2 separate regions of the Homo sapiens genome follow, and region 1 is linked to region 2. Evidence: read pairs that join two places in POLR2A ChIA-PET (ENCODE). Cell type or tissue: Panc1. All regions are shown on one strand. Links, peaks and the distances in the headings refer to the core of each region. The heading gives the core; the rest is flanking DNA.

Region 1 (6,339 bases), core at 455-5,454, 150 kb before region 2:
AACTTAAGAGTTCTTAACTGAGTATTTTGGGCCTGTGGGGGTCAGGAGAACAGCATGTTTTACCTCTACTGAAGGTAGGAGCTACCTTGGCATTTGGGGTGAAGAGATGTGTGGGGTTTCTTAGTGTAGGGGATGGTCGTGGAGCCTGGGAGACCTAGATGGCTCAGTTCTTCTAATTTGTTGAGCCTTGGTGCATCCCTCTCTTGGGGTGATGATAATGGTGCCACCTCAGAGGGCTGTTGAAGATGTGAGATGCATATAGAACACAGCATCTGGCTCGCTGTGAGCTCTCTGGAGAGGTTAGCCATTGAGATGGTTTGGCTGTGTCCCCACCCAAATCTCATCTTGAACTGTAGTTCCCATAATCCCCATGTGGAAGGGACCTGGTGGGAGGTAGTTGAATCATGGGGGTAGTTACCTCCATGCTGTTCTCGTGATAGTGAGTTCTCATGAGATTTGATGGTTCTATAAGGGGCCTTTCCCACCCTTTGCTCTGCACTTCTCCTTGCTGCCAGCATGTGAAGAAGGACATGTTTGCTTCTCCTTCCATCATGATTGTAAGTTTCCTGAGGCCTCCTCAGCCCTGCGGAACTGTGAGTCAATTAAACCTCTTCTTTTATAAATGACCCAGTCTTAGGTATGTCTTTTTTAGCAGCATGAGAACGGACTACTACAGCCATGATCACTAGCTGAGTGTGCTGCTGGGGTCACCTGCTGTACTCCTGCAGACCTCAATCTTTACAGAGTAGAAAAATGAAGCCTGATATCCTCATGGGCTCTTTTTGTATATCAGAATCTCCGTCATCTCCCACCCACCAAATTGGTTTGGAGCAAGCAACCTGACATAAGGAGTATGACCTTCACAAAGTCATGTTGTGTAAGTAGCAGTTTCCCAAACTAGGCAGTGTAAGTGAGAGCTCTAAACCACTTAGTGGATGAGGGTATACTGATTTTAATTTTTAAAAGTTGAGTTATTATTGGAACATGAAAGAAAGCCTATTTCGCAGAATCAGCCAGTGAGGCATTCCTTCTTTTGTCAGGATCTTGTAGTTGCTATGTCAATTAATCTGCTTTCTATTTAGGCCATTGAAATAAAGTTATATCTAAAACCTTGAAGTAAGGTACAAAAAGTCTACAGCTTCCTGGAACACAGCCTAGACGCTGGAGTTAAACAAAAATGGACACAGGGGTCTTAAGACCCCCCAGTAGAATATGCAACACTGCTAGGGTGCCTTGAAGATCCTTTCAGGTTTGTCTTCTTTTTTATCTCTTTATTTTCCTTTTTTTTTTTGAGACGGGGTTTCTATTCTGTCGCCCAGGCTGGAGTGTAGTGGTGCACTCTCAGCTCACTACAACCTCCACTTCCTGGGCTCAAGCAATCCTCTTGCTTCAGCCTCCCAAGTAGCTGAGACTACAGGCATGCACCACCACGCCCAGCTAATTTTTGTATTTTTAGTAGAGGTGGGGTTTCACCATGTTGGCCAGGTTGGTCTCAAACTCCTGAGCTCAGGTGGTCCGCCCACCTCAGCCTCCTAAACTGCTGGGATTACAGGCGTGAGCCACCGTGCCCTGCCCCTTTCAGAATCTTCTGAGAATTGTCTTACTGTAATATTCCTTACACATTTGGTTACCGACCTTCCCAGTACGTCATTGGAGAAAGCAAAGGCAAAAGGGGGAAGGAGAGAAGTAACATTTGTTAAATGCTAACTGTGTGCCAACCACTTGACATGGTGCATGTTATCCCCATTTTACAGATGGGAACGTAGAGGCTGAGGGAGGTAAAGTAACTTGATTAAGTTTACCCTGCTATGAAGTAATGGAGTTGGGATTTGAACCACTAAGGAACACACTCAGGTATTGTTAAGTAAAAAAAAAAGGGATAATGATTGAGCACACTGGCTTACGCCTGTAATCCTAACACTTTGGGAGATTGAGGTGGGTGGATTGCTTCAGCCCAGGAGTTCAAGTCCAGCCTGGGCCATCTGGCAAATCCCTGTCTCAAAAAAAAAAAAAAAAATACAAAAATTAGCTGGAGGTGGTGGTACACACCTGTAGTCCCAGCTACTCAGGAGGCTGAGGCAGGAGGATCAATTGAGCCTGGGAAGTTGAGGCTGCACGGAGCCATGATCATGTTATTGCACTCCAGCCTGGATGACGGAACTACGATAACAACAACAAAACAAAACACATGATGAATACGCACTGAAAGATCAAATTAGATTCTCTACCTCCGTTGAAGAAGGTAAAAAAGTATATAGTAGAATCCCTCAGAAATATGAATGGTTAGAATTATTTTTAAAGTTTTGTAAATGTGGGGCAAATTTCTATTTTCTGGAAAATTCTTCTGGTGGAACACCTTGCTCTCTAAAAGTGCCAGATAAATGAGATTCCGCTTGATTTGAGAGCTAAGTTCTATGTCCAGTTCTTCCTTGCTGTTATTAAGCAGCAAAGAGAGACCCATGGTTGCACACTGGGAGGCTTTTCTCTTTATCGTTACTGTGTTTATAGACCCGACTCCATCGGGGGTGCTTTTAAGTAAGTAATTATTTTGGGGCATTGTTGCTCTTTTTCGTTCAGTGCGTAAGTATCACTCTCTACTGCTTTCTGATCTTTTTACTTTTATTTTTATTTTTATTTTTTAGTACTTCCAAGTGAGAAGGGATGTGGCCTCCCAGCTGGTGTTTGTCAGGGTTACATGGTACATGTGCAGGAAGGGCCACATCAGCAGGCCTTGAGTAATCCATCCGCAGTCTCGAAGGATGAATCATTCATGAAAGCAGTTTTCCATCCCGCTCACTGGATGCAAGCCTTTCTTGCAAAGTTGATTTCTTTTGCAAAATTAACCTTTGCTTTCTGCTCCTTGCCCACACAGCTTTTGAAATAGGAAGCCCACAGAGTTGTGTTGTTTTTTTCTAAGTAAGTCTAACGGACTGGGCATTTGTAACTTCAATTATTACGCAAGGTATTGAATTCCGCCTATGAAATCTATGAAGGTCATTGCCCGTGGACTTAGAAGTGCCTAGCAGAGTTGAATGGTATGTGGGCTGTGTGTGTATGATCCATATGGCTGAAGTCGTGGTTCTTACTATTACTATATGATTATGTATATTTTAAAAATAGCTCCTTCAGATTTTAACTAGTTTTAAAACTCAAAGTATGTGAAAGGGTTTGCATTTGATAGAGGGGGGAAAAGGCATACTTAATATCCAGGGTTGATAAGCGAAGGCGTGCCACCTCCTGTAAGTCCACCCCTTTCATCCTTTACCCCCATTTCTCACACTACTTTTTTGGTGTTTTGTGCGTTTTTATTTTTTCCGAATTGCAGCAGTGCAGACAGGGAGAAGAACTAAAATCACTCTATAGCTGGCCTCTGCTGCTCATTACGTTTTAGTGGGATAAAACCTTGTCTTGCCCTCCTAGTTGGAGAACCAGCTGAATTGCACCTTTGAATGTTGCTGGGTTTTGTGCCAACCTGCCAGCTGATGGGGCAGACCAGCAGCTTAGTGTCTCCTTTGCTGTGGAAGCAGAACTGCGTCCCCATTATTTGACAGGCAGGAAACGGTAAGGCTAGCAAAGCGGGGACTGAAGACTTCAGGTGTCCCAGCTCCTACCCCAGAGGTTGGTCGCAGACACAGGTTTATAAAACATCAGTATGTGGAGCCACCTTCTCTGAGGTTGTCTTGTTGTGTCTGTTTCTTCCTTAGAAAAGCACATCCCAGATGGGCATGATGGCTCACGCCTGTAATCCCAGCACTTTGGGAGGTTGAGGCGGGTGGATCATTTGAGCCCAGGAGTTGGAGACCAGCCTGGGCGACAAGGCAAAACCCCATCTCTACAAAAAATACAAAGATTAGCCGGGTGTGATAGTACACGCCTGTAGTTCCAGCTACTCAGGGGAATGAGGCAGGAGAATTGCTTGAGCCCAGGAATTCGAGGCTGCGGTACGCTATGTTCACGTCACTGCACTCCAGGCTGGGTGAAAAAATGAGACCCCATCTCAAAAAAAAAAAAAAAAAAGAAAAGAAAATCACATCCCAATCCTAATACTTTTAAAAGTTCATGTGCCAAATTTAATATTCAAGTTGCTAACATGTTATCTGTATGTAAAAAAACCTGTTCTTCTAACCAGACTTCTTCCAGACTTGTTTTGATCAGTCTCAACCAGCATATGTCATTGGCACATTTAAGCACAGGTATGTAATTTTTAGCAATAGTGAGATGTTCTATAGTGGAGTGCCCGTGTCACCTGAGTTGTGGTGAACAGTTTCAAATATCCTTCATTTTCCAGTATTCAAAAATGAGGAAATGACCTCAGATTTCAGTGCTATGATAATTCCCCTAGTTATCTCCTAATTCTGTGCTTATTTTGTGTTGCAGCAAGTGAAGCTCAGAGAGCTCGCGTGCTAGGTAGGCACTAAGTGGTAAAAATGATGTAACATTTTCTGGGGAAATGTATCCAAAGATCAATTTGTAATAGAAAAACAGTATTCACTGGGCACTTAGGTTTATATTATGATAGCAGATACTTGAGAACCTTCTTGGCATAGAGGCATTCTGTGGGTTTCATGGTGGCCCATGAGTTAATTGGCAGCTGGAGTGTGAAGTAATTGAAATAATTGACCCCTGAGATAATGGGTGTATAGGCACTGGGGTTCCTAACTATCGAGGAGGAGACTGGGGTTCCTAACTACCGAGGAGGAGACTGGGGTTCCTAACTACCGAGGAGGAGACTGGGGTTCCTAACTACCGAGCATGCTTCTATGGGATGTCATTGAGGTGTTTCCTGTTTCCGTGAACAGTGTCTAGTTTTTTCTTTTTTGACCCTCTATTTTCATCACTTCTAAGATGAGACCTTGGTTGTGGGCAGAGGGTGTGTGATATATTCTTTTAAACGTCGGGTCTGCTTCCCTCTGTTTGAACTCAAGTTGGACAGACAAATCCCTTCATGGATGGAAGCTGGCTGGTGCTCTGCGGTTTCTGAGATCAGTGCACAAGGCCAAACCCAGTTTGTCAATAACAGCTTCTTCCTCATTGTTTTATGTTTCTAATGAAACAGCTCCTATTTTGTAGTACACAAAGGGGAAATGTGAGGCTGGAAAGCAACATAGGATTCTTCATTCCAGACAGCAGCCAGTGGGCCCGCTCATGAAAAGTTGATGGTTGTGCTTAATGAGAGAAGAAAAAAGGCATCTAATAGCTAAAGTTTGCCTTAACATAATAATTACTTCCCATGTAGCAGTTCCATTTTTCTAATACTTGAATGTCTTATTGTATAAGAAAGCAAGGTACTTATTTATTTTTACAACCTTACATCTAGTTTCTGTGAACGTTTTCATTGTATAAATTTGTTTCTTTCTCAAAATAGATAAAAGACACCAACCATCTTTTTTAATCTACTGAAGCACATGAATAGTGCTTATGTCCATTTTAGGATACTTTTTTGTAAGCCATGATATAGGTCTTCCCCACCAATGGTGGCAGCTTCTTTAGAGGCAATTTACAAAAACACGAACACCCCTACCTCCCACCTATGGTTTTTGCTTTCTATAAAAATGTTGAATATGTCATAGCTAAGAGGAATGAAATGTCCTCCTGCAGAGAATAAGAATCTCTTATTAAAAGTAGCCCAGAAGTTTACTGTTGGTGCTTAGAAAATAATTGAAGGATGTGGAAGAAGAATTACAAAGACATGCACACACATGCACGTGCACACATGCAAACACACACACACACACACACACACACACACACACACACACATTTATGAGTCACTGACTGGCAATCATAATAAATTATTTCCCCAGAATCAATTGTAAGCCTGCAGACTCCAGAGAGGTTGGCTTACCCGGCCTGGAGCAGTGCTGGGTGGAGTTGTTTACTCTCCTGTGGCAGCCTTAGGGCTCTTGAGGTATATGTGCGCTCTTAGTCCTCTGTTATCTTCTGTCACCGGGAGACAGGCAACATGTGCACCAGAAACTGCTGCCATGCCTGTCGCCCTGTATAATGTGCAGTTTTTGCTGACTTTTCTCTGAAACCGTAAGAAAAGATCTAGTGACTAGCTGAGTCACTTGAACTATGTGAGTTAAGTCACTTGAACTACACGAGTTAACTGAGCAAACTTGCAGCTACCCAGGAATTTGATTTTGTATGGTGAAATTCTTAGCCTTGATTCTGTGTTTTTTTTTTTTTAAATTTTTTTATTTTTTTGAGACGAAGTTTTGCTCTGTCGCCCAAGCTGGAGTGCAGTGGCATGATCTCGGCTCACTGCAACCTCCGCCTCCCAAGCTCAAGCGATTCTCCTGCCTCAGCCTCCCAAGTAGCTGAGATTACAGGCATGTG
Region 2 (6,339 bases), core at 757-5,756:
GTTTTTTCCTACTGTACTCTCAACACAAAGTGCTTCTGGTCACCAAAATGTGGAGAGATGTTGCCCCCCACCCACACACAAAGCAACTCTCCAGCAGACACCAACCGGGTGTCCTATAGTTCAGTGTAATTCTGAGATTATCTACCTGGAGATAGCATCAGGTCCGACAAGATAAGGGTTCAGTCCCACAACACTGCCCCCCACCATCCCTGCTTCAGACACTACTCATAAGTACAGGTTACCCATAGCTGATGTCCAATTTAGCTACAAATTGACCCCCTTTTAGGGTTCTCTTGTTTGCTAGGACAGCTCGCAGAACTCAGGAATGCACGTTACTTACATTTACCAGTTTATTATCAAGGATATTACAAAGGATACAAATGAACAGCCAGGTGGAGGAGATGCACAGGGCAAGGGATGTGAGGAGGGGCCCAGAGCTTCCATGGCCTCCCCGGACCCACCATCAACAGAGCTTTCTGAACCCTGAAGTCCAGAGACTTTTATGGAGGCCTTCTCACACAGGCATGACTGATGATTCACTCCATCTCCAGACCCTCACCCCTTCCTGGAGACTGGGGAGCAGTAGAGCTAAAAGTTTCAAGCTTCTAGTCATGGCTTGGTCTTTCCAGTGACCAGCCTGTATCCAGGAACCCACCCAGAGTCACCCCATGATAACAAAAGACACTCCCATCACCCAGGAAATTCCAAGGGATTAGCTCTGTTTCAGGATGTTGGAAATGAGTGCTTGAGTCGCAAAGGAAATAACACTCGAACAGAAAATATCTCAGCAAAGCAAATTTACTTCTGCAGAAGGGTGCTTCCTGTTTCAGTCACGATCGCAAGAGCACACCGAACAAGGGAAGGAAGGGGTTTTTAACCCTAACTCAGTTCCTGTCTCTGTGTCCTTCCCCTATTGATTGGGGTTGGACTGCACAACCTAAGATCTAAGCTGACCCGACTGGCTACTGTTTGAAATTGCGGAGGGCTAGTTGGGTGGGAAAGGAGAGACTGTCCATTACAGTACAAGGCATGTCAGGGTGCAGCAAGAGCAGGAAGGGTGGTTTAAATACTAGAAACGAGAGTACAAGGAAGTTGGGCTTCAGAACAAAGAACAAGGACATTACAAGTTAAACCCTTTGAAGAGGAATTTTATCATCCCTGACAAGGAACTGGGGTCAAAGACCAAATATTAGAACAAAAAAGTCTCCTAACATCCCTGTTGCTCAGGAATTACAAAGATTTTAGAATCTCTGGGCCACGAACTGGGGGAGGAGTCCAAGTGAATATTTCTTATTATATCCCAGTATTGCTTTATTTTTGTTATAGATTTATCAAGATACAATTCATGTACCCATAAGCTTCACCCATTTAAAGTGTATAGCTCAGTGATTTTTTGTGTATGCCTAGAGTTGTACAAATGCTACCATAATCTAATTTTAGGATATATTCATCACCCCTAAAAGAAACTCTATACTTACTAGTAGTCATCTCCCTTTTCCCCATTATCCCGACCCTTGGCAACCACTAATCTACTTTTTGTCTCTATGGATTTGTCTATTCTGGACACTTCACATAAATGGAATAATACAGTAAATGGCCTTTTGTAACTGGCTTCTTGTATTGTGTTTTCAGGGTTCATCCATGTTGTAGCATGTCATAGTGCTTCATTGTTTTAATGGCCTAATAATACTCCATTGTATGGGTGTACCACATTTTGGTTATCCATCATCAGTTGATGGACATTTAGGTTGTCTCTACATTTTGGCTATTGTGAATAATTCTGCCATGAACATTACAGGTTTCATGTGGACACATGTTTTTTGTTTTCTTGGGTCTGTACCTAGGGGTAGAATTGCAGGGTCACATGTATTAAGCATTTTGAAGAACTGGCAGTTTTCTGAAGTGGTTACACCATTTTATGGTTCCTCTAGCAATGAGTTGAGGGTTCTGATTTCTCCACATCATTGCCAACATTCATAGTTACAGATCTTCTTGATTCTAGCCATCCTCATGGATGCAAAGTGGTACCTCATTGTGGTTTTGATTTGCGTTTCCCTATGGCTAATGATGTTGAACATGTTTTTATGTGTTTATTGGTCATTATATATCTTCTTTGGAGAGCATGTATTCAAATCCTTGGTGCATTTTTATAATGGATTTATTTATCTTACCATTGATGGGAAAAACACTTGTTTTATTTTACACATATCTCACTTTGTGAGTAAAAAAAAAAAAAAAGATTGGAGGCCAGATTCAGTGGCTCATGCCTGTAATCCCAGCACTTTGAGAGGTCACAGTAGGCAGATCACCTGAGGTCAAGAGTTTGAAACCAGCCTGGTCAACATGGTAAAACCCTGTCTCTACTAAAAATACAAAAATTAGCTGGGCATGGTGGCAGGCGCCTGTAATCCCAGCTATTTGGGAGGCTGAGGCAGGAGAATTGCTTGAACCCAGGAGATGGAGGTTGCAGTGAGCCAAGACCACACCATTGCGCTCCAGCCTGGGCAACAAGAGCGAAAATCTGTCTCAAAAAAAAAAAAAAAAAAAAGACTGGAAAAAATAACAAATATTTTAAACACCCAAGAGACATTATTAACAGTTTGATTGACTTATAGTTCCATGTAACCTAATTTTAGGGCTCATTCTGGTAGTGGAAGAAACCTGACATTGGTAATATATAAATAGAGTGCACACACAGAATCCTGAATCCTTTTAATGCCTATTAGGATGGGTGCTAAGCCTGCTGGGAGAATACTGAGTTAGTGGAGATAACTGATTTACATTGAGAACGTTCTGATATTTGTGATTTTCTCATACTATATAAATTAGAGATTCATATGTGCAATTGAGAATATTTCACTGATTCTGTTGGAGGTTTTTTTTTTTTTGTCTTTAGCTAAGTTGTATGGAAACTCAAGAGATAAGTACCTCATTTGTGGTATTGTGAATTTTTCCAGGGGAAGAAAACCTTTTTTCTCTTACAAACAGTTGAAGAAAATTATCTTTTCTGTTTTTAAATTATCATAATTGGGTTTCTCCATCACAGATTTGTCAAACTATAGAGTATGTATAAAGTCATGTTTATTCATTTGATATTCTCAACATAAGTATTCTAAACTTGATTATGTTAATTCAGAAGAATAGAACATTAAGCTTAGAATTAGGCAAATATATACAAGTTGCAATTGTGTACAGGGATTGCTTATATTTCCAGGATAAAATCAAATCTTATCCCCAAATCTAATTAGCAGCTGTTCATTGGTGTATTTGACATACAGCAGCCGACTTTTCTCACCTCAATAAACCACTACATCATCAACAGATGCAGCGGAGCCTTGACCGCTAATTAGAGTTCTCTGCCAGAATCCTAGAGCCTGATGTTGGCTCTGTGAAGAGTTGAGTCAAGGACATCCCAGCAGTGGTTTTTGGAGGAAGGAAAATTAGAGGTTAAATGCATAGCCGTCTACACAAGAGAGATGGTTATTTTTTTAGATGCACAGAAGTGGATCTCAGCATTATAAATACTTTTATTAATCAGTGCTCTTTGCTACTTTAAATCTGTTTCCAGACTCCACTAGTTTCCTAAAGCTGCTGCAGCCAATTACCAAACTCGTTTTCTTAAAACAACGGAAATTTATTCCCTCACAATTCTGAGGCTAGAAGTCCAAAAGACACCCATCAAGGTGTCTCCAGGCCATGCTTTGTGCGAGGCTCTAGGGAAGAATCCTTCCTTGCCTCTTCCTGGCTTCTGGGGCCTCCCAGCAACCCCTGTGTTCCCCAGCTTGCAGCTACATCACTCCAATCTCTGCCTCCGATTCACATGGCCATCTCCTCTCTGTGTATCTTTGTGTGTGTGTCCTTTTCCTTCTTGTAAGGACACCAGTCATTGGATTTAGGGCCCACCTTAATCCAGTATGACTTCATCCTTTTTTTTTTTTTTTTTTTTTTTTTTGAGACAGAGTCTTGCTCTGTCACCCAAGCTGTAGTGGCACGATCTCTGCTCACTGTAACCTTCACCTCCCAGATTGAAGGGATTCTTGTGCCTCAGCCTCCCTAGTAGCTAGGACTACAGGTGTGCACCATCACACCCAGCTAATTTTTGTATTTTTGTATTTTCAGTAGAGATGGGGTTTCACCAAGATGGCCAGGCTTGTCTTGAACTCCTGGCTTCAAGTGATCTGTGTGCCTTGGCCTCCCCGAGTGCTGGGATTACAGGCATGAGCCACCATGCCCAGCTGACCTCATCTTAACTTAACTAAATTGCACCTGCAGAGACCCTATTTCCAAATAATATCACTCTCTCCGATTCCAGCTGGACGTGAAGTGGAGGGGCAGGGGGTTGGGAGGATGGGACACAGAAACCTGGCCACTCCATTTTTGAGGTACATTTTTAATGATTGTAGATTTTCATGTATGCTACCTATCAAACAAGATAACGACATCTCACAGATTTGGGGGCGTATGTTTGTATATTTCCGGAAGGACTCTAAAAATCCAGATGGAAATTGATATTTTTGAGGCATCTACCACACGTGAGGCAGTTTTGCATCAATTATCTCCTTTAATTCTGTGAAGTTACTTTCTATTTATTCTGGTTCCTCATATAATTGCAATTTGCTGAATTTGTTGGTGAGTTCTTAAAAATGTTACCGTTTCCTACCTGTTACCATATCTGTGTTTATCTCATGCCAAATATATAAATAACTCTTCCTCAGCCACTTAACAGCTAAATTTGGGAGAGATTCTGAAACTACATGGGCCTCAGTTTCCTCATCTGTAAAAGGGGGCCAGCAATTCATCATTAACCTTGTGACATTGTGGTGGCTGGCAAATACCGTGTCAAACAGGAAGTGTTCCACAAGTGGCAGTTCCTCGTTATGCTTTTCTTAAAGCTCTTTTGGAGGTGTGCACAAATTCTTATTCTTTTTGTGCTTACTGCCAAAAAGGGTTTAGGGATACATGTGTCGTACCATCCCATTTTCCAGTAGAGACATTGTAATTCATGGGCATATCAGTTAAGAATTGGATGCAGCTGTATACAGTACAAAAATTCCAAATAACAGCAGACTGAATGAGAATGTTTATTTTTCCCTCATGTGAAAGGAGTAGGGAGGGGGTGGGCCAGGGCTTCAGAGCAGTTCCACAGTCATCAGGAACCAGGCTTCTGTGTCTCTGTTGTACCATACAAGCCCAGGGCTTCCATGCACAGTCCCCTCTGACCCCAAATGGCTGTGTAGCTCCAGCCCTCGCGTTTGTGATGCATGCTACCAACATGTAAAAGGACAACCAGGATGCCTCTCCCAGCTGAGTGGCCTCCCTCTAGGCAGCTTTTCAGGAAGTTTCCACATAACACTTCCACTAATATCTCATTTGTTCAGTGACCATGTTTAGCTGCAAAGAAGGGGAAAAATGTTTTCTTCTGTTTCAGGCCTCGGTGTGCCCAGCTCAAATGAGGGTTCTCTTATGAAGGAGGGAGGGGAGTGGATGTCGGGGTGGGTAGCCAGCATTCTGTGCTGTAATGGGATTGTATTCTGTAGGGCTCTGAAGATAGCACTTGGGGATTGAGGAGTCTGGTCTGGGAAGTGAACCTTGTATGTAGCTCTGGATCTAGGGTTCTAAACATCCTGCTTTAGAACTACAGCCTTGTAAGTGATTTTTGAAACAACTCATTCATAGGCAGAGAACTGTCTATCCTTCAAGCCTGAGAGAAAATGAATAATTTACCTCTCCATTTTGATCACCTGCCACTGTAGCATTGGTCCTTCCAGGCCTGCGTGTGCCCTGGGAGGGTGAAACAAAGCTTTGCCAGAGGTGCCTCCACTGTAAAGCAAACCCACAGATAGTAACTGTTGAAACCAGCACATCCCTGTGCAGTGAAAAGGGCATTCCGTCGGCAGTCACCACCTTGGGCCTGGTCAGGGTTTCAGTGAAATCCCTTTCCTTATGTTCTGCTGGCATTGAACATAAGGGAAGGGATTTCACTGAAATGTTGAATGTTCAAATCCAAGCAGCTTCAAGGAATCCCCCCAGCTCCCTTGCTGTCAGGACAGGAGGTGGATCTCTGGGACCTCTTGAAACTGCTTGGAATTGGAACATTCATTGCTTTTCTCTAGACCCAGAACTAAGGCAGCTTTGCTCAATGCCTTGCTCAGCCATTTCGCCAAGTGAGGTTTTATGCAATGTTACTCGTCACTACTCTGAATCCCAGTTTCAGATTGCAGGACAAACAGACGCCTTTTTAATCATTGATGCCCCTTCCTAAGGGCCCAATCAGAAAGTCTGACTGGGCCCTAGCAAATCATTCCTTGCCAAATGTACATGAATGCCAGTTCTAGGAAG

What was found. Peaks named below come from ENCODE experiments on the same cell type or tissue, not always from the same donor. Only the 100,000 strongest peaks of a DNase experiment are listed, where the experiment ranks them.
Region 1: POLR2A ChIA-PET joins it to region 2 with 11 read pairs; 2 of 35 experiments call an interaction of 5 or more read pairs at or near these places.

The regions. Positions count from the first base shown.
Region 1 is chr17:66,457,207-66,463,545 of GRCh38, forward strand. All of the region lies in intron 2 of PRKCA (protein kinase C alpha), which reads left to right. Among named protein-coding and RNA genes, the nearest start is that of PRKCA-AS1, 44 kb to the left of the region's middle. RefSeq lists a silencer at 5,845-6,139. In Panc1, for the core only: no CTCF peak of the experiment used is centred there; a DNase peak (open chromatin) is centred at 2,755; H3K27ac peaks cover 4,220 bases.
Region 2 is chr17:66,609,854-66,616,192 of GRCh38, forward strand. All of the region lies in intron 3 of PRKCA (protein kinase C alpha), which reads left to right. Among named protein-coding and RNA genes, the nearest start is that of MIR634, 170 kb to the right of the region's middle. In Panc1, for the core only: no CTCF peak of the experiment used is centred there; no DNase peak of the experiment used is centred there.